Linked DNA regions of Homo sapiens: all the other regions are linked to region 1. The links are chromatin loops, found by intact Hi-C in ENCODE. Cell type or tissue: PC-9. All regions are shown on one strand.

Region 1 (5,000 bases):
TATATTTATATATATATTAGCAACAATACAGTGCAAAGTAGTTTGATACATGAATTGTCACCCCTCTTTTCCCCAGTGCCCCCCAAAAACCTGTAAATAAATTCAGAAGAAGAATGGCCTAACATCGTGTCATTCAAATTCACTTTTTTAACCTAGAAAAGTCACAAAAACTTAAATTTGTTCATACCTACTGAAAATAATTTTAAATTCTCATTCCACCCCTATAACTTAGCAATTAATTTGGTATTTAAAAATTATGTAAAGCAATCCTTTTTAAAGACAGAAGATGGTATAATGGTTAGTCCCAATCAGTCTGTATTAATTACATAATTTTACTGGTTACAGTCTGGCTGGTGTCATTTTCTGCTTCTGCAAATGGAATGGTCTGGAGTTAATAATGTCTAAATTCCCTTCCAGTTCTACCATGGTAAAACCTTGAGTCTAACTTTCCAACCCTCTGCCTTCGTACCTTTAATTCAGTCAAGCCAGGGTTCCACAGGGAGTTCTGGTGTGGACACCGGGCTATGTTTTCTAGTTGCTTTAAACTGCCCTTTGTAATGTTTTTAGTTGGCACAGTCTCCTCGAATGCCTTTAAGACCTGAGGAAGATACAGGTTTACAATCAGCCATTTAAAATGTGGCTTCCTCAGGGGACCGGCACTAAATGGGATGCATTTCAGGAAGCAATCCTTGAAAAGATCTGGTCTCTGGAGAGAACTCAAAGTGTTGGAAATCACACCCACGGTCTCTGCTCAATTGCAGCTCCTGCAATGGCCAGACAGCTACACCACTGTTACATACTGTTATTATTCTTCCTCTCCCATCTGAACATTAACCGAGCATTTAGCAGGTGCTGGCACTCAACAGTGCTTTACACGTACTACACCGTTTAATTCTCACAACAGTCCTCCAAGGGAAGTACTGTGACAACCCTTGTAAAAACCTAACTTTGGTACCATGCGGCAGGGTACACTATAGAAAGTCAACCGGGCCGGGCGCAGTGCCTCATGCCTGTAATCCCAGCACTTTGGGAGGCCGAGGCAGGCGGATCACGAGGTCAGGAGATCGAGACCATCCTGGCCAACATAGTGAAACCCCGTCTCTACTAAAATACAAAAAAATCAGCTGGGAGTGGTGGCGTGCACCTGTAGTCCCAGCTACTCGGGAGGCTGAGACAGGGGAATCACTTGAACCTGAGCAGCGGAGGTTGCAGTGAGCCGAGATTGCACCACTGCACTCCAGCCTGGTGAAAGAGCAAGACTCTGTCTAAAAAAAAAAGAAAGTCAACCGAGGCACATAACTCCAAGACTGGCACTCTTAACCACTCCAGTGCACTCCCCCAAAGTGTGATGTTCTGCAGGGGACACAAGAAGGCATGGTTTAATATTACAAGAGCCTTCACAGAAAGATCACCAGGTAGGTGACTGATGACATGGCTCAAAAGAAGGTGTGAACCCACAGGCCAGTCATGAGGATCTACTGAGGAGACACGTTTGCAGGCATGTCTTGAACTCCATGTTCACAAGGAAGCACCACCTTCACCTTGCTATTCAACAGTCCATCCTCAGGAGACCAAACATCAGGCAAAAACACGGTTCTTTAATGATCTTAAATCATGAGCTTATTTGACAGCCTTTAAGACTTCAAACTACTAGCAAAATTCTCATATCCTAGGCATTAAAGTTCATGAACTATCATTCTGTATCATTCATTCACATGTTTACTGGGAATATATGACTACGTGCAAAAGACTGGCAATGTGCATGTCATAAGAATTAGAGCACACAATTAGGGTAAGTGCCCAGCAGATGCTGTACACATCCTTCCCCAGGCACCCAACTAGTTTAGAAAGACTGGGCTGCTCTCCAGTGTTCGCCACGGAGGCAGACAGGGAAGTGGTAAAGAATCAAGCTCTGGAGTTGAGACATACACAGGTTCAAACCCTAGCTCTACCATAGTTTCCTAATAGCCACAAGATCTTAGAGAAACTAATAATCTGTCTGGGCCTCAGCCTCCCCATCTGTAAAATGGAAAAGTGGGATATTGTGGAAGACCAAGGAGATCATGTATTTGAAGTGCTTCATGTTGCCTGGTGTACAGTAAGCACTCAGTACACATTAACTATTATTGTGACTGCATTCTTCCTTTCACCTATGTTCTTTTTACCTCCTTACAGAGGAATAATCCACAAATATACTATGGTTCCTTTCAGGCAGCACCCCTCCCAAGTCGACGGAAGCAGTTGGCCTATGCACAAATCATATATCCTGATGTTCTCTTTCGAAGGAATGAAAAGTCCTCATTCTGATTCACAGTACAGTGATTCATGGTTCTCTTCCTCTTCTCTTGTCACCCTCCTCCCCTCCACTGAAAACATGAAAACACAATTAAGAAACCACAGGGCTGAAAGCTGCAGACTCTTCTAAGTCAAGCTGCGGGCATTTTCCAAGTAGGACTAGGTTGATTTCTGACCTTAGCAGCAGTCCTGGAGATGCCGGCAGAGGGTCTGAAGCAAAATACACCCTGAGATCCAACTTGGTAGCAGCTGTCTTGGTGATCTCTACAGCGGATGTGACAGGCGGGTGAGCTGGTGGTGGCCGGCAGTTCCTTCTCCTCTAAAGGAAAAGCCTGCAACAAAGTACAGCTCGAAAAACACACACCGCATCACTTTGCTCATCCTAAATGTAAGAAAAACCTGGCTTGAGACACTCACCATTATTCATTCTCTTTAAGAGGCTCTTTAGAACAAAACAAATCACCGGTGAAAACGATATCTGTGTACTACTCAACTTACCACTTCACCGGGTCAGTGTCCTCCAGGACAGAGGTCAGTTTCCACTCCCCCTATTTCCTGCCCAGGGAGTAAGCATGTGATCATCAACTTACTACATCACTGCCCAACCAGTTCCACTGTGAGAAGGGCTACAGCATCCTCTTCTTCACTGCCTTTGGTCATTACTCATCATGTAATTGTAGATGGATTTCCAAACCACAGAACACTTGAAGATATACTACAGGTGGCACTCACGCTTGACACAAGTTTTACTTCAGATGTTAGAGATTTCTGCATGTATTATCATCATGTTCTCCTGTACAAGACAGGGGTATTGTCCGGAACCACAAGAATAAATGAGATACACCCACCAGATATTAAGTTTCCACAGAGACCAGACTGTTTCATTTACCATTGTATTCCTGATGCCTAGATCAGCAGCCAGCACACAGAAGGTGCTCAGTAAGTATTTTTTGAATAAACGAAGCATCTTGCTCTCAAAGTGCCAATGTCTATAGTTTATAAATACATGTAAGCATTAAACATATAAACAGTCAATGTCATGAGAAACATGACGCAAGGAGGCACAAAATGCTAGCAATGCTAGAAAAGTCTATACTTTTCACAAAATTAGCAGCCTTTCCGTTTCTAAGCTCACAAATCCCTCTTTCATATAGTACAGGTCCCCTATTCAAAATGCTTGGAACTAGAAGTGTTTCAGATTTCAGATTTTGGAATTTGTTTTGTTTAGTTTTGTTTCGGAGATGGAGTCTCCCTCTGTTGCCCAGGCTGGAGTGCAATGGCACAATCCTGGCTCACTGCAACCTCTGCCTCCCAGGTTCAAGCGATTCTCCTGCCTCAGCCTCCCTAGTAGCTGGGATTACAGGCACCTGCCACCATGCCGAGCTAATTTTTTTGTATTTTTAGTAGAGACCGGATTTTACCATGTTGGCCAAGCTGGTCTCAAACTCCTGAACTCAAGTGATCTACCCACCTGGCTTCCCAAAGTGTTAGAATTACAGGCATGAGCCACCATGCCCGGCCTAGGAATCTTTGTATTATACTTACTGGTTGAGCATTCCAAATAGAAATATCTGAAATCAGAAATGCTCCTGTAAGCATTTCCTTTGAGCGTCATGTTGACGCTCAAAAAGTTTTGGATTTTGGCTTTTGGATTGAGATGCTCGGCCTATAGTAAAAGTGGTTAACATCTATTGATTTCTTATTGTGCACCCGGCATGGAGTTAAACATTTTATAGACATTACTGAATTTATTCCTCAAAACACCCCTATTATGTAGAAGTAGGAACTAAGGCTTAGAGTGATTACAGGATCCAAGATTACACTGGTAGCAAACAGCACTGGTACAAGATCTGTATTCTGGGGACTATCCTAATGCAAATGGTTCTGTAGGGAAAATAATATGGTCCTTGCATGCAGGATGGAACAGAAGTTGGTGAAGGTCATAAGTGACTAAGGTGGGGGATGATTGGGAGATATGGAAGAAACCAATTCCAGAGAAATGTCAGAGAAAGGTGCGGTGGTATTGCTAATAGGTTAGAGAGATGGGGGAGGGCAGGCACTCAAGATGACTAGCAGTTCTGATTAGTAGTGGCACCAACAAAATAGAAAAAAATTATTAACCTGACATATAGACAAATACAGCTTTTTCACCCAGTGAGAGAACATAAATTTAAAAAAATTTTTTTAAATAGCTAATATTTGAAAGCACACACCTTTTTTTTTTTTTTTTTTTTTTTTGAGAGGAAGTCTCACTCTTGTCCCCCAGGCTGGAGTGCAATGGCACGATCTCAGCTCTCTGCAATCTCCGCCTCCCGGGTTCAAGAGATTCTCCTGCCTCAGCCTTCCGAGTAGCTGGGATTACAGGCACCTGCCACCATGCCTGGTTAATTTTTGTATTTTTAGTAGAGACAGGGTTTCAACATGTTGGCCAGGTTGGTCTTGAACTCCTGACCTCAGGTGATCCACCTGCCTCGGCCTCCCAAAGTCCTGGGATTACAGGCGTGAGCCACCGTGCCTGGCTTTTTTTTTTTTTTTTAAAAAACAAATACTTTCTTATTTAAGACACACAATCACTCCCAGAAGAGTGGAGTATTACCTCTTTTACAGATGGGAAACTGGAGGCTCAGAAAGGCTATTTAGGACCTTGCCCCAGTGGTCACCCAGTTAAGAAGCTCGAAGAGCCAGAATACAACCCACGTAGGTCC
Region 2 (5,000 bases), 83 kb before region 1:
CTTGGCAAGGTCCTGTGGGAGGACGAGATGAGTGAAAGAGCAAGGGCATGCTCTGGTCACAAGGAACTCACTGTTTACTTCAGGAGCAGACATAAAAGAAACACTTCTCAATAACTAGGAAAAAGGTATTTAGACAGCATTTCTTTACAGAATACAGAGTCAGGAGGAGAAGAACATGAGGGCTTTGCAGAGCTGACATCTGAAAGGGTCTTGAAGGAGAAGAAATGTGATTGCAGGCAGAGGAGGTGTTTGTGTGTCACCTAAGGGCATGAAATAGCAAGGTGGGCTCAGGGCTTGAGGCGTAGAGCATGCAATGGGGGTGGGGGGTGGGAGATGAGGCTGGGGCATTGCATGGACTTCAGTACACTGGGAACCTAGTGGGCTTCACTCAGAAATTCAGACACGACCCTCTGGGCAAGAGAAGCCACTGAAAATTTTAAGAAGTGGAATAAGATGATCTGATTTGCATTTTAGATCACACAGGTAGTTTACATGGTGGATGCATTGGGTATGGGCAAAACTGAAGACCCGGGACCACATAGGAGACTGTTACAACTCTCCTGGGGGGAAATAATGGTGCCCTGAACCAAGGTAGGAAAGAGTAAGGTGGACAAGTTTTGGGTGTCTTTAGAAGGTAGAGTTTGACACGATTAGATGGCACTGGTTAGAAAGAGGGGGAATGGCTTTAAGATTTCTAGCTTGGGTGGGTGAATAAATGGATGGTGTTGGTGCCTTTATGGAATGAGGTAGTGTAGATAGAGCAGATTTGAAGTAAGGGCAAAAAAATGAGGTTGGTTTTATATTTTGAGGTGCTCTAAGGATGTCTATGTAGAGATGAAGGGGAAATAGAAATATGGTCTGTGGCTCAGAAAAGAGGCAGGTACTCACTACATAGAGGCAGTGGAATTAGTCTTAGAGATGATGGCTGAATCACGGGGAGTCTGTGCAAAGGGGGTGAGATGGAGATAATGCAGCCAAAGAAGACTAGAGGGTGGTCAAGAGGTGGCAAGAGAACCAGAGAGCGGCATCAAGGAAATACCCAACAGGCTGGGCGCAGTGACTCACGCCTGTAATCCCAGCACTTTGGGAGGCTGAGGTGGACAGATCACTTGAGGTCAGGAGTTCAAGACCAGCCTGGCCAACATGGCAAAACCCCATCTCTACTAAAAATACAGAAATTAGCGGGGCGTGGTGGCGCGCCTATAATCCCAGCCACTTGGGAGGCTGAGGCAGGAGAATTGTTTGAACCAGGGAGGCAGAGGCTGCAGTGAGCCCCACTGTACTCCAGCCTGGGTGACAGAGTTAGACTCCATCAAAAAAAAAAAAAAAAAGAGAGAGAAAGAAAGAGAGAAAGAGGGAGGGAGAGAGAGAGACAGAGAGAGAGAGAGACAGAGAGAAAGAAAGAAAGAGAGAGAAAGAAAGAAAGAAAGAAAGAAAGAAAGAAAGAAAGAAAGAAAGAAAGAAAGAAAGAAGAGAGAGAGAAAGAAAAAGAGAGAGAGAAAGAAAGGGAGAAAAGAAAGAAGATATCCAAGGGAAGCAAAATGTTTCAGATGGGAGGGAGCACCGCAAAGGGAAATGACTAGAAGTTTAGTAAAAACACAGGCTGTGAAGCATGCACCAGAAGTGCAAATGGGTCCTCGGTGACCCCATTGAGAGAAGTTTTAGGGGAGTGCTGGGGGCTGACACTAGTTTTTAGTGGATTAAGAAATCCTGGGAGAGAGGAGTAGAGACTATTCTTTTAAGAAACGTGATAGTGACAGGGAAGAGAAGGAATAGTGAGCTGAGGAAATGCAGGATCATAAAAGTGGGTTTAGGACAGCAGCAGCTGGACATCTGTGTATGCTGAAATGAACCCACTGGAAAACAGGTGCTGATGAAGGAGGTGCCGGCTCTCAGAAGAGGCAGGAGGCCCAGGTGGGAGTCTGTCTTGGACAGAGGCCTGGAGTGGTATGAAGGAGGGGTGAGCCGAGGGGAGAGCTGAGGCCTGATGAAGTGGGGACCCTAGCCCTCTGCAGAAGGGAAGCTATTCGGCAAGGGGGTGCCAGGGAAGGCAGCGGCTTCCTCAGCACTTGCTGCGGGAAGAAACACTGAAGTCCCAGGCTTCCAGGTAATGCTGTTTTCATCAGCAGAGCCCCGCTGGCCTGAGCTGGAATTCTGACTGAGCAGGTGACATGGGCAAGGGCCGGGGGTGAGGCACAGAGTCTGCTGCGGAAGCATCTGCGGGGTGCAGTAGCCAGTAGAGGCGGCCCCGTGTATGCCTCGGGGCTGGGCGTCCCGCAGAGGGGGTTACTCACTGCTGACTCAGCCCCAGGTGCTCATTTGCATGTTACTCATTTCAAGCCAAAAACACTGGAGCAGGAGTACAGGAGCATCTCATCCCCTTTCCAAACAGAACCACCCCAGGTCTTCCCAGCGCTCCTGCTGCTGTGCCGAGTCTCTCTGACCCAGAAATATTTCTACTTTGGAAGAGTCTACTAAGCTGTGCTGTATAGCTATCTGTGAAATTGAGCTGAAAAATTCAAAGAAACACTCAGAAAATTCATTTTCTCTGTAAGGATATCAAGGTAAGTTTAACATGCCAAGAGCCTGGGCCTTCCCCCTTCCAAATATTATCTTATTTTCACCTGACTTCTCCCCCACCAGAATGTAACCTCCAAGAGGATAGTAACATTGTTTTGTACTCTGTGCCCAGAACAGTGCACGGCATGTAGCAGGTGCTCAATAAATGGATTAAATTCTGTAATCCCAGCACTTTGGGAGGCCGAGGTGGGCAGATCACTTGAGGCCAGGAGTTTGAGACCAGCCTGGCCAACGTGGTGCAACCTCGTCTTTATTAAAAATACAAAAAATTAGCCGGGCATGGTGGTGCCTGCCTGTGGTCCCAGCTACTCAGGAGGCTGAGGCAGGAGAATAGCTTGAACCTGGGAGGCGGAGGTTGCATGAGCAGAGATTGTGCCACTGCACTCCAGCCTGGGCAACAGAGCGAGACTCTGTCTCACATAAATAAACTAATTAATTAATGCATTAAATTATTGAAGGCCCTTGGGCACCCCAGGCCTTCAATAATTTAATGCATTTATTGAGCATCTACGATCTCATCTAACCCCTATAATCCTAGGCAGTTAACAGTTTAGGAAGGGGAGATTCTCAGAGGTGAAACACCACCCCTCCCATCCCCTCATCCTCATTTAATCAAATTGCCAGTAAGGGGAAAGCCCCCGAGTTTCGAGCTGGGCTTCCCACATGTCATGGAGTTCAGAAATGCCTCTATCAGTTTATCAGGTGCTCACTCCTGTGAAACTGATTCATGCTAACGGATTCACTCTGACAAGAATATCCCCGAGAAGAGAAAGCGAATGTAGTGATTTACATTCAAGCATATACAGCTGCCAAGGAGCTGAAACGTTCTGCCCTGTCGGACAGCTCAGTCTGTCCCCAGTAGAAAGAGTTCACTGAGGCTGCCAAGCAGTCGCCAGCTTGGCTTGGAGCCTGCACAGAGTCGATAGCCTCAGGGAGGCCATGAACAAGCTCTGTGAACCAGAAACCCAGAAGACCGAGTGCAGCTGGCCAGGCAGGATCCCCGCCTGCTCTAGGGACACAGCTGCCACTCTCCAGCTCACCCAGAGAGCCAGCCACCGGCCCCCTGCAACCCTCTACCTTCTCTTTTGAGAATGATTGCTTATTGACTGAATGGGTCACCTCCATTCCCTCTCATTCATGGTTTCCATGGACTTTCCTTTTTCTTTTCTTTTTTTTTTTTTTTTTTTGAGACAGAGTCTCACTCTGTTGCCCAGGCTGGAGTGTAGTGGCGTGATCTTGGCTCACTGCAACCTCTTCCTCCCGGGTTCAAGCGATTCCCCCGCCTCAGCCTCTGGAGTAGCTGGGAATACAGGTGCGCGCCACCATGCCCAGTAATTTTTTGTTGTTGTTGTATATTTATTAGAGATGGAGTTTCATCATGTTGGCCAGGCTGGTCTCGAACTCCTGACCTCAAGTGATCCACCCGCCTCGGCCTCCCAAAGTGTTGGGATTACAGGCGTGAGCCACTGTGCCCGGCCTCCATGGATTTTCTTAGTCAATTGTTTGTTGTTGACAAGGCATAGCAGGAAGTCACCTTGCAATTCTGACCATGTTTGGGGACAGCCACCTTTCTGAATCCAAGCATGTCTTTGGGTCTCTGCTTGCTTAAGCCACTGTGTGTGGGGATGTATAAACTTCTACCTGTGGCCTAAGTTTTGGGGTCTTACAGTTCACTGTTCCCGGGAGCTACAAGACCTGGGCATCAAAACACAGAATAAATATGATGAAGGAAGAGAATTCAAAACCACTTTGGGAGGAAACCCCTGGTAGAAGGCTAGGCTAGCACTGTTGCTTGTGACATTGACAGTCCAAGAATCAGAGAAGGATCCAGGCCTCCAAGAGCTTCTTTGGCAAATGGGGTCCCTTACTGCTAGTACAGACCAGAAAGTACATGACTTTATTTTATTTCTACTACTCAGTGGCTTATTTTAAAGCACAACGGGAAAAAAAAAAAAAAGGAAAAGAGAAAAAAAGAAATCCAATTCTCAATGCCTAAGCCAGAGCGGAGTAACCACCAACAAAACAGCTGTTAACATGGCTGACGCATGTTCCTGTTAACTGCTTTAGTCAAGTTAAAGGCCTGGCAAGGGAGAGATTCTGGCTGGCTTAGCAAGGAGAGAGATTTCTGAGGTAGCCACCACAGATGGTAGCAGATGTCACGCAGCCTCAGAGCAGAAGCCACCAGAGACTTCACTGTCTTGGAGCTGAGCAAAAAAGCTGAGAAACACTCAGCCACGTCAACAGCCAATTACACACCTCAAGAATCTCAGGAAGCCAGGGAGTGTGTAAAAGTTTCTATAATTAATTGCTTTCCATTCTCTTTATCCACAAATCTGTCAGCTCATGGCTCTTCAAAAATCAAGGATGCTAGCTTCAGGTATCTCTGCCCTCACCTTGTATGGCCAGCAGCATGAAGATGG
Region 3 (5,000 bases), 48 kb before region 1:
TAAGAGGAGCAGGGAGTCTCTGGGGACCCTGTGTACCTTGAAAACGAGCAAGTTTGGGAAAGGGAAGTGTACATTTATTTAATATCTGCCCCTTACCTCTCCAGGCCTGGGAACTAAGAACCATGCCTTTTAAATTTAAATATATATATATATATATACACACACACACACACAGAGTGAGAGAGAGAGAGGTCTCTCACTCTGTCACCCAGGCTGGAGTGCAGTGATACCATCACTAGCTCACTGCAACCTTGAACTCCTGGGCTCAAGTTATCCTCTCACCCTAACCTCCCAAAGTGTTGGGATTACAGGCATGAGCCACCGTGTCTGGCAGAACCAGGCCTAATTTTAGGACTAAACACAGAACAAATGTCCACTGAAGCTTTTAGTTCCTAACTCAGAAGGAGAGAAGGGGTGAGCAAGAGCTGCTAGGCACTAAACTTAAGGTCTTTTGGGGGCAGTTCTGGAAAATTTCCCATCCATGCTTGTTCATTCCCATAGGTTTCTGGCAGTGTCTGTCAGTAAAACCTCCCCAGGAAGAGGGGAAGCCAGCAAGGAAGGGGATGTGGGAATATCGAGTTTACTCTGGGAGAACCGCCCCCAGGAAAAACGAGTCTCTGAGGCCCTTAGTCAGAGAGCAGAGAAAAGAGGCCAAGCCTGGGAGCAGAGGGTCTGCCTACTGCCCTGCCCTGGCAGCCCAGTCTTCTACATTTCCCATCACATTCATTCACCACCTCACTTACCCCTAAAACACACAGGGTGGGCCTTCTTAGAAGGGACCTGTACTTAGTGTAAGTTTCTAAACGATAGTTACAAATCCAGCACCTGTCTTGCAGAGTCTTTCGGCATCTCCAGCCTGAACGAACTCTATCAGGCCATGCTGTGTTCATTATAGGCACCCTGCACAAAAGGGAAAGTAACTTGTCTCCTAAAGTATAGCTTCCTAGATAAGTAAGTGAATATAACAAGGGTGTGCAGTGTTATCTATCAGATAACAATAATTGTTTCCCTTTTTGCCTCGGATGCTAGGAAATTCAGAATCAAACGTAGAGTAACTGTTAGATCTGGTGATCAGCCTATATGTTTTCCCCTTCTTTTTCGACTTTTGGATATTAGCACTACTCTAACTATATTTTCCATGTGTCTTATCATAATCATAATCTTAGTGGAAAGAGGTGGGTATACTTTAACCTGCTTATTAAGAGGCTAGGTATGTCATCTTGCCCAGAGATGAACACTATACCAGCATTCCTATGTTTAATAGGGGGAATGTGGTCAACCATACCCAGCTCATGAACCTGCACTGCGACTTCCCCATCCCCATTCCTAGAGCATCCAGAGAAAGCCACATAATGGTCACAACTTGGCTCATGTCCTTTGAAAAGTTGCTATGTAAGACTGAGCCAGGAAATAGCGTTTGGTACTGGAGCCCCAAAGTGCATTCCCAAAGCATATGCAAGCCTCATAATTAAATTTTTCTCTGAGGGTGAGGGTTTCATTTATTTTTTGGTAGTATAACAAATACTGGAGGGAAAAACATGTACTGGATGATTTGCAGTATAGAATTTTCTTATAAATGGATCAGAATACTACTAGCTATCAGACAGGGCTTAGAAATAAGTAGCTATTCAAGAGTAGAAGAAAAACTGATCAACAGTCATTTCTTCGCCTTTTGCAATGCTGAAGCTAATTTTGCACAGTTTTATTTTTTCTAATATATGCCAGCAGTATTATCACCAAATGGCAATTAGAACTAAAAAGCTGCCTTTAGTTGTATCAAAATAATATAGCATTCCACTTAAAGAAAAAAAAAATGTCCATGAAAAGTACATTCAATCGATATTTTGGTACAGTATTTCTGGCATAGAAAAACAGCCTTACTTTGAAGTTGTGCTCGGCCTTCAAATGAGGCCCTCAACATAAAAACTGATTTCCTTGGGTTGAATAAAATCATCTTTTCAAAAGATAAATCAGATTATACCCTGTTCTCTCCCAAAGATCTTTAATGTTCCCTAAAGTGTGAAATACTTAACAAAGAATTTAAGGCTCTGTTGATCAGGGTCCTATCCTAGTCATTTTCCAGCAGGTCCATCCATCCTGATGTTTTGAGTACATCTATGTATAGCCCCTAGGGTAAGGCTGGACCTTTATATACACTCTCCTTTAATCCTCATATCTCCATGTCATTAGCTCTGCCTTGCAGATTTGAAAGGGGGAGGCATCAAATAAGTTATGGTGACAGCTAAGAAGACACAGAGCCAGGATTTGTACTAATGTCTAGTTTTTAACCTTCATCTTATTCCATGTGTGTGACGAGCCAGTCACACCTGAACACTGCATGCACTTTGCTATTTCTATGTCTGTTCCTCACCCTAGCATGGTCTCCTTCCCAATTCACCTTTCAAGGACCAAGTCAAACGATGTCTCTTCCACAGAGGTTCTCCCACCCCCACGCCCAGCTAGGATTGACTGCTTCCTTTGTGCTTCTCCCCATTTGCACTGACTCCTCATACAGTGCTTATTCTTCCAAGTATGACAGGTATTTGAATAACACATTTGTTCCTCCAACATTTGGATGCCTCCTTGGAGAGAAGGATCATCTATCATCTACTAGGCCACCTGTGTCTGCTCCACACTCTTTCCTCAATAGGACCTTAGTGCTTATTAAGTGAATCAGTTGTTGACTAGCAGCCAACTAGGGCAGCCAGTTGTTTAGGGACAAGTGGCTGCCCTAGTTGTTTACATTTGCTCAGCTGTTTGCAATGAGATCAAGAAGAACCTGCAACTGAGGTTGTGCTGGGTTGCTTTCAAAACAGACCGAACCACGAATGGTTCATGGCTTGTGACACATGTGAGAGGTCAAATAGGAAACTGATGTTTCATGGCTCTTCACTGCTCCAAGCAGAATATAGGTAATCAATTACCAAATGATAAATATTGCCAGCCATGGTGGCTCATGCCTATAATCCCAGCACTTTGGGAGGCAGAGGCAGGAGGATCACTGGAGCCCAGGAGTTTGAGACCAGCCTGGGCAACACAGTAAGTCACTGTCTCTATTAAAATACATATATATATATATATATATATATATATATATATGTATATAAATTAGCCAGGCCTGCTGGCGTGCCTGTAGTCGCAGCTACTCAGGAGGCTGAGGTGGGAGGACTGATTGAACCCAGGAGTTTGAGGCTGCAGTGAACTATGATTGCTCCCTTGCACTCCAGCCTGGGCGACAAAGCCAGACTCTGTCTCTAAGAAAGAAAAAGAAAAAAAAATTAAGATCTCCCACGTACAGAATATGCAGGTATGATCCTTTCCTCCCTAAGGGACCTTTTCCCTGTAGGGACCGTTGTAATTGTGGCAGACAACTCAGGTGCCTCCTCCTTTGGACACACCCATATGTTCTGACTCAATCCATTATTTGTGATGGCTTAAGGAAGCAGTCTTAAATAATTTCTCAGGCCAGGTGCAGCAGCTCACGCCTGTAATCCCAGCACTCTGGGAGGCTGAGGCAGGTGGATCACCTGAGGTCAGGAGTTCGAGACCAGCCTGGTCCAATATGGCAAAACTCCATCTCTACTAAAAATACAAAAACTAGCCAGGAATGGTGGTGCATGTCTATAATCCCAGCTACTCAGTGGGGCTGAGGCAGGAGAATCGCTTGAACCTGGGAGGCGGAGGTTGCAGTGAGCCAAGATCGCGCCATTGCACTCCAGCCTGGACAACAGAGAGAGGCTCTGTCTCAAAAAATAAATAAATAAATAATAAAAATAAAATAATTTCTCTAATGCACCAGGAAGGTTCTGAAATGTAGTTTCTTGTCACTTAGGAAATCACAATTTGATAGAACATGAACACAGAAATGAAGGAATTCTTTTACCCTCCAAAGTCCAAGAAGGCAACGACTTGTTTAAAGGACACAAGCAGGCCTCAAGAAGAATGGCTCAAGAGAGGACAGAATCTTGCCAGGATCATTCAAGTTTATCAGAAAAGAGAAGCCACCAGTTACTAAAGACTTATCAGCATCAAATAATTTCCTAAATGTTTCCGGTACCTTATTTTATTTTTCCTTTCAAGAATCTGATATTAGAATTAAAACTCCCATCTTCTCAGAAAAGTGACTTACTAGGACTCAAAGCTAATAAGTGGCAGAGCCATGTGATTCCAGCCCAAGTGCACCTGGCTCCAGGAATATCCTACCTTTTCTTGAGCTCTTTCTGTGTACGCCAAACCATTTATCATACATATACCTGTTTCCTTTAACCCCTAAAGCCCCTCAAATCTACTTAGTTTACTCAAATCATTGTGCTACCATTAAATATGCAAATGTGAAAAATATGTATGATAGAGAAACAGAAGAACAAAAACAGACTCCTTCAGACTCCTTGGTGCCACGAGGCAATTACTGGAGATGTTCTCAATTTGGCATTCATAAGTTCTCAATTTTGGCATTCATAAGTAGGAGAAGAAATGACCTTAAATCCCAAGATACCTTGCATAATAAAAAAATGTGGGTTACTTCTGTTTTACCCACTACCAAAGATCCTCAAGGCCAGCTTATACATAAACTCCCTCTTTGGCTAAAGCTCCAGCAGGTTCTACAGTCATTAAATGCTCTGCCGTCAATAAGAGGAGGCTTTCTTCTCCCACAGCCACAGACGTTTAAAGGCTCCAAAGATTCGTGTTTCAGGCAGAGAACAGTCCTCCTCTAAGATCATACTGTTTTGTGATCTGGGATAAAAGAAACGACAAAGAAATAAAACAAATGGTGGGCTGTGATTTTAAAGATAAACACTGTATCATGACCCTTCTTAGAACCTAAGTCTGTATTTGGGTTGGCTGTATCTCCAAAACACAGGCAACAGACTTCCAGGACCCACTCAAAACACTCGCAGCAACCAGGTAGCTCAGACCTCATGGGAAAGCTCTGATTCCAGAGCCATGTATCCTAAATAAAGGTTTGCTTCCAGGGTGGTAGCATAAGTTAGTGGTTAAAG
Region 4 (5,000 bases), 91 kb before region 1:
ACTGGACCAGAACTAGTGCAGCTGCGGTTGAGATGGAGAGATGATGATTTTGAGATGTATTTAGAAGGTAGAATTGACATGGGTTGATGGTGGTAATGACAAGGAAGATGGTTCTGAGGTTTCTAGCTTGGGTGGTGGTGGTGCCTTTTAATGGAAATAAAGAGTACAGAAAGAGCAGACTTGGTGTAAGGGAAAAAACAATGACCTTGGTGTTTTCGTTTGAGGTTCTCTAGGAACATCCTGAACCAATATTATATAAGAAATTTAAAATATAGATCCACTGCTTATAAAAGAGGTAGATGCTACTAGCTATGTAACTGTAGTAGTATTTGCCACACAGGCGGCAGCTGGGTCCACAGAGGGTGTGTAGGAAGGACGGGGAGCCACAGAACCCTGAAGAGTGGTGGAGAGGTACACGGAGACCTGGAGAGAAAACACCCTAAGGGATTAAGCTTCAAAGAACAGGAAGAGGTCTCCAGTGTTGACCAATCTAGAAACCAAGTAAGGCCAGGCTGTGAAATGCATGCACTGGTTTTGGCAATTAGGTGGTCGATGACCTCATTGGATGCAATTCTTGGGAGGGAGGTACTGATTCTAGTTTACAGTGGTTTGAGGAAACTTAGGCAGTAAGGAAGTGGAGACGTTCAGGAAATGTGCTGGAGGGATGGACATGTGACCAAGTTCTGGCTCAAGAGTCATAAAGTTGGTCTTTCGGGGGCACTTCTAGAAGAGATTTTCCTCTCTGTAAAAGGGAAGGAGAGCCTGTCTAGCATGTTTTTCTGTGTGAGGATGTGATGCCTGGATCCAGGGCAGCCATCTTGTGGCCAGGAGGGGAGACATTACTGATAGACGGAGGCCAGTAGAGCAAGAGCAAGAGGACGGCTGAGCATGGTCCTTGGCCTTCACTGAGCTAATAAATCAACCCTGCAGCCACCTGCCTCCCAACTTCTTTTTAGGTGAGAAAAATAAACCCTCGGCCGGGTGCGGTGGCTCATGCCTATAATCCCAGCACTGTGGGAGGCCGAGGTGGGTGGATTACCTGAGGTCAGGAGTTCGAGACCAGCCTGGCCAACATGGTGAAACCCCGTCTCTACTGAAAATACAAAAATTAGCCGGGTGTGGTGGTGGGCACCTGTAATCCCAGCTACTCGGGAGCCTGAGGCAGGAGAATTGCTTGAACCCGGGAGGTGGAGGTTGCAGTGATCTGAGATCGTGCCACTGCACTCCAGCCTGGGCGACAAGAGTGAAACTCCGTCTCAAAAAATAAAAATAAAAATAAACCTCTGTTGCTTCAGCCACTTTAGCTCTGCTTGTAACTGGAATGTCAAGGACACAGCTCATTAGGTGTGATGAAAATGAACTCTACTGTTGCTCCCATTGGCCCTGGAAACTCTTCAGTGGGGTGATATTCCCCTACTGGATGAAAACTCTGGCAGGTCCATGACTTTTGTCCTCACCCTCAGGTAACAGATAACCCAAAGTCACTTTCCCTAGCCAACAGATTTGCAGTTGTGGAATCAGAATAGTACAAGATGAATAAAAGCCTGAATCTGATTTTGCATCGTGTCTCCGTTCCATCACCAGGCCTGTCTCAGGCCCACAGCCTGAAGTGTAAAGAGGCCATGGCTGGTGTTTCTTTCTTTTTCTGCCTCATGCTTCTTCTCCTTCCACCCAACGCTCACCCCTACGAGGCTGCTAGGGTGTGCTTGATCCCTTAGGGCCAGGGCGTGGGAAAGACAACCGGTAGAGTCTTTCCTAAGTGGGTACTGCTAAAAGCCAGCTGGGGTCTCTGTTGTGACCCAACTGATTTTTTTCTCACGGATACTTCTGCAGGCTCTTAGGAGATTGCTACTCCGGGATTCCCTGCAGGTCTCTTGAGGGGATGCATCTGTCCTGGGGTCTCCTCCCTCAGCCTCACAGGGGTGCTGTGCCCACTTCCCACTTTCTTCTGAGGGGATCCCCTGCCCTCATTGGACTAGCAGCATTTCTCTCCTGAGTGCTGCATGCCAGAGCCGGAGAAGCACTCAGCATCACAGTGGCTGCCTCCAGCATAGGCCTCCTGTCTGGCAGCCACAGGTCTCGATAGCTCTCTCACTTGTCAGTCAAGAAGTAGGTCTCAATGCTCTGTCTGAGACCTGCCTTAAGTTGAGGGCAGTAAAACCTCCATCCTGGGCACCTCAGAAGAAATCTGAAGAAAAAAAACAGTTGAAGAATCTTCTCTTTCCCCTCTCTCAATCCTGAAAAGGGTGAGGAGTTCAGGAACACAGGGAGAGGCCCTCAAACCTGCGCTTTGGAAATTCTACCTATAGTGACTTGGCTTTGAAATGTTATCTTCTGTGTTTTAGCATCTTGGGCAAAACTGGTTTAATCACCCACCTCTGGAATGCTTTTTTTTTTTTTTTTTTTTTTTTTTTTTTTTGAGACAGAGTCTCATTCTGTCCCCCAGGTTGGAGCACAGTGGCACGATCTCAACACATTGCAACCTCTGCCTCCCGGGTTCTAGCAATTTTTGTGCCTCAACCTCCCAAGTATCTGGAATTATAGGCATGAGCCACCATGCCTGGCTAATTTTTTTTTTTTTTTTTTTTTTTGGTAGAGACGGTGTTTCAACATGTTGGCCAGCCCGGTCTTGAACTCCTGACCTCAGATGATTCACCAGCCTCAGCCTCCGAAAGTGCTGGGATTACAGGCGTGAGCCAGCGCACCCGGCCTTGGAATGCTTATTATTGAGAAAAATAAACCTCTATTGTTTTAGCCAGTTTTGGCTCAACATTCTATTACTAGCCACCAAAAGCAGCTGAACTGCTTCACTGTGCTGGGTTGGCTTCATGACTCCCCTGGCACAATAAAGACAAAGCCCATCATTTATGATAGTAAAAAACTGCAGATACCCAACAACAGGAGATGAAACCAATGAAACACATACATGATGGAAAATTGTGCAGGCACTTCAAGTGACAACTTATAGGAAAAAGTTCATATTTTGCTAGATTATATACATGCAGAGCAAAAAGACTAAGAGGAAATATGTAAGAAAGGTAAAATTCAATTTGGTTGAGAAATGGAGTAAACATATATTATATATGCATAGAAAATAGCTGGAAGAATACACAATACACAGATATCAACAGTTGCATCTGGGGAGGGGTCTTGGGGATCTGGGTGGGAAGGAAGGTTACTTCTGAATTTTTCAACCATGTGCACATATTCTTTTTTTTTTTTTTTTTTTTTTTTTTTTTTTTTTGAGATGGAGTCTCACTCTGTCGCCCAGGCTGGAGTGCAATGGTGCAATCTCAGCTCACTGCAAACTCCGCCTCCTGGGTTAAAGCAATTCTCAAGCCTCAGCCTCCCCGAGCAGCTGGGATTACAGGTGCGGGCCACCATGCCTGGCCAATTTTTATATTTTTAGCAGAGACAAGGTTTCGCCACGTTGGCCAGGCTGTTCTCAAACTCCTGACCTCGTGATTCGCCTGCCTCGGCCTCACAAAGTGCCGGGATTCCAGGCGTGAGCCACCGTGCCCGGCATGTGCATATATTCTTTTCTCAACTGAGGAAAGTAGTAGTTTCGTGGGTAGGGTTGGGTGGTGAAGGTTGTTTTTGTTTAAGTTCAACGTTTTTGGAGGGAAAGGGATAATAATGGTTTTCTCTAGGTGGAAGAATTAATGCGGATTTTTATCTTTCTCTGTCTCTTCTATATTTCCCCAAATGTCTCCAAGTCATTTTGTATTACTAAAATAATCAGGAAAAAACCCACAATAAAATGCTCTTCCTTTCCTTGTTCCCTTTCCTTCCAGAATAATTCAGTTTTAAAGCCATTAGCAGTTAGTTGAACAGAGTAAGGCAGGGACCCATGGTGGGAGGGGCTGGTAGCCTAGAGCAGGGTGGCCGAGCTCAGGCATGGGGAGGAGGACACAGGGGAGGGGGTACCCGGCAGAGTCATCAATCCAGAAGGGTGGAAGAGGGCTTCCTTGAATGGGCAGCCTGGAGCATGTGTCAAAGCCAGAGAGGGTGGCAGGGAGGTACATGCACTGGGGCCACCAGCAAGGTTGTCTTAGATCCAAGTAGGGCGAGGCAGTCAGCACTGTTAGTACCCAACCATCACCCACATGGTGGAGATGTGGGCAGCAGAGATGGGAAATTTGTTATACAGAGGGAGTGGAGAAAATGAGTAAATATGTTAGAGACAATGGAAGTCCGTGCTTTCACTGTAGGAGAAAGAAGTTACAAATATGGAAAGGAGAGCTTGAATAAACCCAGAGGTGTTGATTGGTATTGGAGGTATTAGTGCGCACTCATGATTTTCAATATAGACATAGATGCAGAAATCAGCAGAGATTTAAATTTTTATATAAATGCATATAAGTATATAAATAAATACAGACATTGTCTTAGTCAGCTCAGGTTACTATCACAAAATACACTAGATTGGGTGGCTTACACAACAGACATGTATTGCCCATAGTTCTGGAGACTGGGAAGTCCGAGATCAAGATGCTGGCTAGGGCCCTCTTCCTGGCTTGCTCCCTACCTTCACACTGTGTCCTTACATCATGGGACAGAAAGAGAGAATGAGAAAGAGAGACTGCTGCTCTTTTTTTTTTTTTTTTTTTGAGACGAAGTCTTGCTCTGTTGCCCAGGCTGGAGTGCAGTGGTGCAATCTTGGCTCACAGCAATTTCTGCCTCCCAGGTTCAAGCGATTCTCCTGTCTCAGCCTCCCGAGTAGCTGGGATTATAGGCATGTGCCATCATGCCCAGCTAATTTTTTGTATTTTTAGTAGAGACGCGGTTTCACCATTTGGCCAGGCTGGTCTTGAACTCCTGACCTCAAGTGATCCACTTGCCTTGGTCTCCCAGAGTGTTGGGATTACAGGTGTGAGCCACCTCGCCCAGCCATGCCCTCTCTTCTTATAAGGCCACTAATGCCATCATGAAGACCCCACCCTAATAACCTAATTTAACCTTGATTACCTTCCACAAGCCCCATTTCTAAATACTATCAC
Region 5 (5,000 bases), 120 kb after region 1:
CCATCTTTTTAAAAGGAGTTTTGAGCATCAGGTGACAGGTGGAAAAAGAAGGAGAGAGAAGATTCTTGGAGGCCACGCAGCAGAAGGTCACCTACATTTGGAAGCTGGTCCTCTTTTCACATGACTAAACCAGCAGTCCTCAACCTTTTTGGCACCAGGGACATAGATGAGGGGAGGGGAATGGTTTCAGGATGAAATTGTTCTCTATCATTATTAGATATCATATCATTATTAGATTATTAGGCATTAATTAGATTCTCATAAGGAGTGTGTAGCCCAGATCCCTCACATGCACAGTTCACAATAGGGTCCTCGCTTCTATGAGATTCCAATGCCACTGCTGATGTGACAGGAGGCACAACTCAGGCGGTAACACTTGCTCGCCCACCGTTCACCTCCTGCTGTGTGGCCTGGTTCCTAACAGGCCACAGATCGGTACCGGTTCATAGCGTGGGGGTTGGAGACCCCTGGCCTAAACAATGTAGGAAAGCCCCTCTCAGAACTATCTTGACCCAGGATCCATAGGATGAATTCTAAAATGTGGAAGGAGTGGGAGGAGGAGAAAATATTATTCTCTTGTACCACTTCCTTAAAACACATGAGCAAATGAACTGAAAACATGGCAATTTTCTCATTAATCGATTCTCGACAAGAAACTAGATAATTCTGCTGAAAAAAATATCCCTCTGGTGGTTAAATTATCTCTTCGGCTGTCTACATCCACCAAATTAACTCAAGAACTGTAACCTCTATTTCATATTGTGTTGTGTTAATATTACTGTGGCAGGTTTGAATGCAGAGGACCTGAGCACCTCACCATTCATCCCTTCTGAAAGGAGGGTCTAAAACCAATGCCCTTCTGGTCACTGAGGCGGGAGACCAGAAATGGCACAGTTCAAACACTGCCCCACTTTAAGCTGCAGCTTCAGTTAGGAAATGTTATGATTTCAACTGCTTTAAGTTGACTTTACATTTCCCAATCTAAAAATAAATAATTTTAAGGCACTTGGCAATGGATCGAGAGATGTATAGAAGGTTAATTTTCCTACACTACAAATATTTGAAATAACAATACAAAGATAAATAGACTGCAAACTTTTTTTAAAGTCTAACCTCACTTGTGAGAGTAACATGAGTTATCGTTTTTTTTACCTATCAAATGGGCAAAAAAGTTTGAAATTCTTTCCAGTGTGGGAGAGTATCTAAGAAAGCAGATGCTGGTAGGAGTATAGATTGCAACATTCTTTCAAAGTAATTTGAAATCTTATTTAAAACATTTGTCTAACATGCAGACCCTATGATTCAGCAATTCTGCTTCTAGGAATGCGTCCTAATAAACATGGACACAAAGAAATATGTACAAGACAATCTTTCTAGTGATGCCTATAATAATAAAAGCTACTAAAACCACAAATGTCCATTCATAATGAGCTGTGAGTAAATTATGTTATAAAATGGAATAGTATGCAGTCATTAAAACTGATAACACAGTTATTTTGATTTAGAAATATATTTATGTTATTAAAGAAAAAGGTAGGTTATGAAACTATATATTATATAGCATGTGATGTCACTTTTGTTAATACATACACAATGACCATAAATTAAAATGTGTTAAGCAATTTATACACACCTACACACACATATAAATCGAAAAAGTGTCTCTAATTCTCTTTAAAATACTCCAGCACAAACAGTATGGTATATAGGTGTATGAGTCTTAATTTATACTCTAGGGGCAGTTGCTTAGCATTTGAAAGACTTTAACAAAAAATTGGTATTTCCAAAAAAATTGGCTATTATAAGGCTTCGGCTGCCTTTATCTTTAATAAACATCAGACGGTTTGTTAATAAGCATAGTGGATATTAGAAATTATTTTGGATGAAAATAGGTGTTCAAAATACAGTTATGCACTGCTTAACTACGTTTCAGTCAATGGACTGTGTAGAAACAATGGTGGCTCCTTAAGATTATAATGGAGCTGACAAATTCCCATCCTCCTCTAGTGACTCACAGCCGTCATAATGCTGCAGCGTAATACATTACTCATGTGTTTGTGGTGTTGCTGGTGGAAACCAACCTACTACTCTTCCATTTGTGTAAAGTGTAGCACATACAGCTATGTACAGTACATAATACCTGATAATAAAACAACTATGTTACCAGTGTATGTATTTACTATGCTATACTTTTTATTGTTATTTTAGAGTGTACTCCTTCTACTTATGAAAAAAAGAGGTTAACTGTAAAACAGCTTCAGGCAGGTCCTTCAGGAGATATTCCAGAAGAAGGCATTGTTATCATAGGAAATGACAGCTTCAAATGTGTTATTGCCCCTGAAGACCTCCCAGTGGGACAAGACGTGGAGGTGGAAGACAGTGAAACTGATGATCCTGACCCCGTGTAGGCCAAGGCTAATGTGTGTGTTCGTGTCTTAGTTTATAACAAAAAATTGAAACAGTAAAAATATAAATAATAGAAAAAAGCTTACAGAATAAGGATATAAAGAAACTATTTTTTGTATAGCTATCCAATATATTTGTGTCCTAAGTGTTATTATGAACGTGTCAAAAGTTTCTTAAAATTTATTTTTAAAGTTACAGTAAGTTAAGGTTTATTATTAAAGAAAAAATTTTAAATGAATATAGTGTAGTCTTAGTATACAGCGTTTAAAGTTTACACTTGTGTGAGTGGTCACATTCACTTACCACTCACTGATTCACCCAGGGCAACTTCCAGTCCTATAAACTCCCTTCATGGTAAATGCCCTATACAGGTGTGCCATTTTTAATCTTTTATAACCCACTGTGTTTTTACTGTACCTTTTCTGTTTAGATATGTGTAAATACACAAATACCACCATGTTACAACTGCCTATTCAGTATGGTAACACTTTGTATTGGTTTTTAGCCTAGGAGCAACAGGCTACAGCATATAGTGTAGGTGTGTAGTAGGCTATGCCATCTAGGTTTGTATAAGTACACTATGATGTTTACACAATGACAAAATTGACTAACGATACATTTCTCAGACCATATCCCTGTTGTTAAGCAATGCACGACAGTGCAGTAAGGGCTCACTTCATGTCATCAACAGGAAACTGCAACTTTCAGTGAAACAACATATAGTGAAACTGATTTTGCCACAGGCTAATTGAGATCAACAAGAGCTAAGTTCTTATGGCATATTTCTGATCACAAAAAAAATCACAAAACTTCTAAATAAAAACCAAAACATTTATAATATTAAACACTGAAATACATGTGAGCTATACATACATTTAAGTAAGGTTAATAAACACAAGGAAGATAATTATTTGCCCAGTTATTCCTGTTTCAGGGTCAAGGGTAGCTGGAGCCTGTCCCGGCAGCTGAGGCTGCAACATTGGGACCCATCCTGGACAGGATACATCCCCTAGCAGGGTGCACTCAGACCCACACCCCCACCACACACACCCCTGCCACACACACACACACACACACGCTCTCTCTCTCTCACTCAGGCTGGGACCACATGCCAGTTAACCAAACATGTACATCTCTGCGATGTAGGAGGAAATTGGGAGACCTGGAGAAAACCCATGCAGATGTGGGAGGATGTGCAAACTCCACACAGACAGGGGCCCCAGCCAGGAACAGACTTTCTCATCAAGGTGATCATGAAATGACACCGATTGAAATGACATCATTTGAGGACTTGCTGTATATGGATCAGCTGGAAATGCTGTACAGGCCACTCCGCCTTCTTATGACCAGGGTGTGAGAATTCAGCAACGCCAGCAGCCTCCATCCCTCCAGTCTTACGTTATGGAGGATTCTGTGGCCTGCGTGACTCTAAGTAAAGTTAGCTCAATGCTATGGCTACAACACTGCTGCTGCACAGGCCACAGGAGAGCCTTTCATGCAAGGTGTTTGTCTAAGCGGCTGAAAGCTGGGAGCTTGGGCCTCTCCAGCGCAGTTTACAGCACAGGCTGTGTGCCTGCTTGGTCATGCATGTTTGTCCCCGTAGCAGGATTGGTTTGAGAACTGCTCTTGCTTTCTCCTTTCACCCTTACAGAGGTTGTGGAGTAGAGATCTGTCATCACTGGAGGCTCCTGGTATCAACCATACATAACCTATTAGCTGTGAACCACTAAACTGGCTTAGGTCAGTTTACCACAAAGGCTGTGTATGCCTGAACTTCAGCAGTGATTATCTACAGATGGTGGGATTATACAATTCCAACCCCCACCCCCCAACTCCCTTTGTGCTTATCTGTTTTCTAATTCTTCCTATAATATGTATGTATTTGTACAAGGTGGGTGGGTCACTTGAGGTCAGGAGTTCAAAACCAGTCTGGCCAACATGGTGGAACCCTGTATCTACTAAAAATACAAAAAAAATTAGCGGGGTGTGGTGGCAGGTCCCTGTAATCCCAGCTACTTGGGAGCCTAAGGCAGGAGAATCTCTTGAACCCGGGAGGTGGAGGTTGCAGTGAGATGAGATCCCACCACTGTACACCAGCCTGGGCAACAGAGCAAGACTCTGTTGAGAGAGAGAGAGACAGAGAGAGAGAGAGAGAGAGAGAGACGGAGAGAGAGAGAGAGAGAGAGAGAGAGAGAGAGAGAGAGAGAGAGGTATTATTTAAATAATAAATAAATAACAAGAGACTTAAGTAAACTGCACAGACAGCACTGTCACCACCTACTGGCAAAAACAGAGAAAGACCATTGTAGGTGAACGCTGACTGCTTAACAGCAGAGAAGGCGGCTTGCAGTTAGACTTTTCAGTTTCCAGTTGTTTTTAACTTCGAAGTATAACATCTGGATTTTAGGGAGGGGAGAAGATCACTCCTCTTGAAGCATGTTACCTTGAAAGAGTTCTGATTTTCAAAAGCAAAATATAGTTCTGCTGACCATGGTTTAAGTCTGAGAGAAAATCATAGTCCCTGCTATGTATCAGTTAGATACAGTAAGTATCTAACTATGATGCCACCGCAGGCAGCAGCTTCAAATGAGAAG

Evidence for each region. Peaks named below come from ENCODE experiments on the same cell type or tissue, not always from the same donor. Only the 100,000 strongest peaks of a DNase experiment are listed, where the experiment ranks them.
Region 2: a loop joins it to region 1, with 6 times the contacts of the local background. A loop is called at or near these places in 13 of 110 quality-filtered maps.
Region 3: a loop joins it to region 1, with 6 times the contacts of the local background. A loop is called at or near these places in 19 of 110 quality-filtered maps.
Region 4: it touches region 1 in a loop (8-fold over the local background); 18 of 110 quality-filtered maps call a loop at or near these places.
Region 5: it touches region 1 in a loop (10-fold over the local background); 11 of 110 quality-filtered maps call a loop at or near these places.

Annotation. Positions count from the first base shown.
Region 1 is chr12:94,641,923-94,646,922 of GRCh38, forward strand. The region is part of intron 1 of TMCC3 (transmembrane and coiled-coil domain family 3); the gene reads right to left. It overlaps LOC105369914 (a long non-coding RNA gene), which reads left to right and starts at 4,516. Exons shown (of 2, transcript XR_945225.4): 1 at 4,516-5,000. In PC-9, no CTCF peak of the experiment used is centred here; DNase peaks (open chromatin) are centred at 2,339 and 2,859; H3K4me3 peaks cover 1,649 bases; H3K27ac peaks cover 2,828 bases.
Region 2 is chr12:94,558,777-94,563,776 of GRCh38, forward strand. It overlaps MIR5700 (microRNA 5700), which reads left to right and starts at 3,013; the gene lies at 3,013-3,083. RefSeq lists enhancers at 2,015-2,641, 2,441-2,550, 4,591-4,660. In PC-9, no CTCF peak of the experiment used is centred here; DNase peaks (open chromatin) are centred at 35, 2,205 and 3,485; H3K4me3 peaks cover 3,347 bases; H3K27ac peaks cover 4,869 bases.
Region 3 is chr12:94,594,060-94,599,059 of GRCh38, forward strand. All of the region lies in intron 1 of TMCC3 (transmembrane and coiled-coil domain family 3), which reads right to left. Among named protein-coding and RNA genes, the nearest start is that of MIR7844, 25 kb to the left of the region's middle. In PC-9, no CTCF peak of the experiment used is centred here; DNase peaks (open chromatin) are centred at 1,302, 2,702 and 3,422; H3K4me3 peaks cover 403 bases; H3K27ac peaks cover 4,449 bases.
Region 4 is chr12:94,550,594-94,555,593 of GRCh38, forward strand. No RefSeq gene overlaps it. Among named protein-coding and RNA genes, the nearest start is that of MIR5700, 8.7 kb to the right of the region's middle. In PC-9, no CTCF peak of the experiment used is centred here; DNase peaks (open chromatin) are centred at 2,318 and 2,648; H3K27ac peaks cover 3,400 bases.
Region 5 is chr12:94,759,713-94,764,712 of GRCh38, forward strand. No RefSeq gene overlaps it. Among named protein-coding and RNA genes, the nearest start is that of MIR492, 72 kb to the right of the region's middle. RefSeq lists a silencer at 2,807-2,856 and an enhancer at 3,177-3,236. In PC-9, CTCF peaks have their summits at 4,665 (motif pointing left) and 4,871; DNase peaks (open chromatin) are centred at 2,039, 3,059 and 4,669; H3K27ac peaks cover 1,680 bases.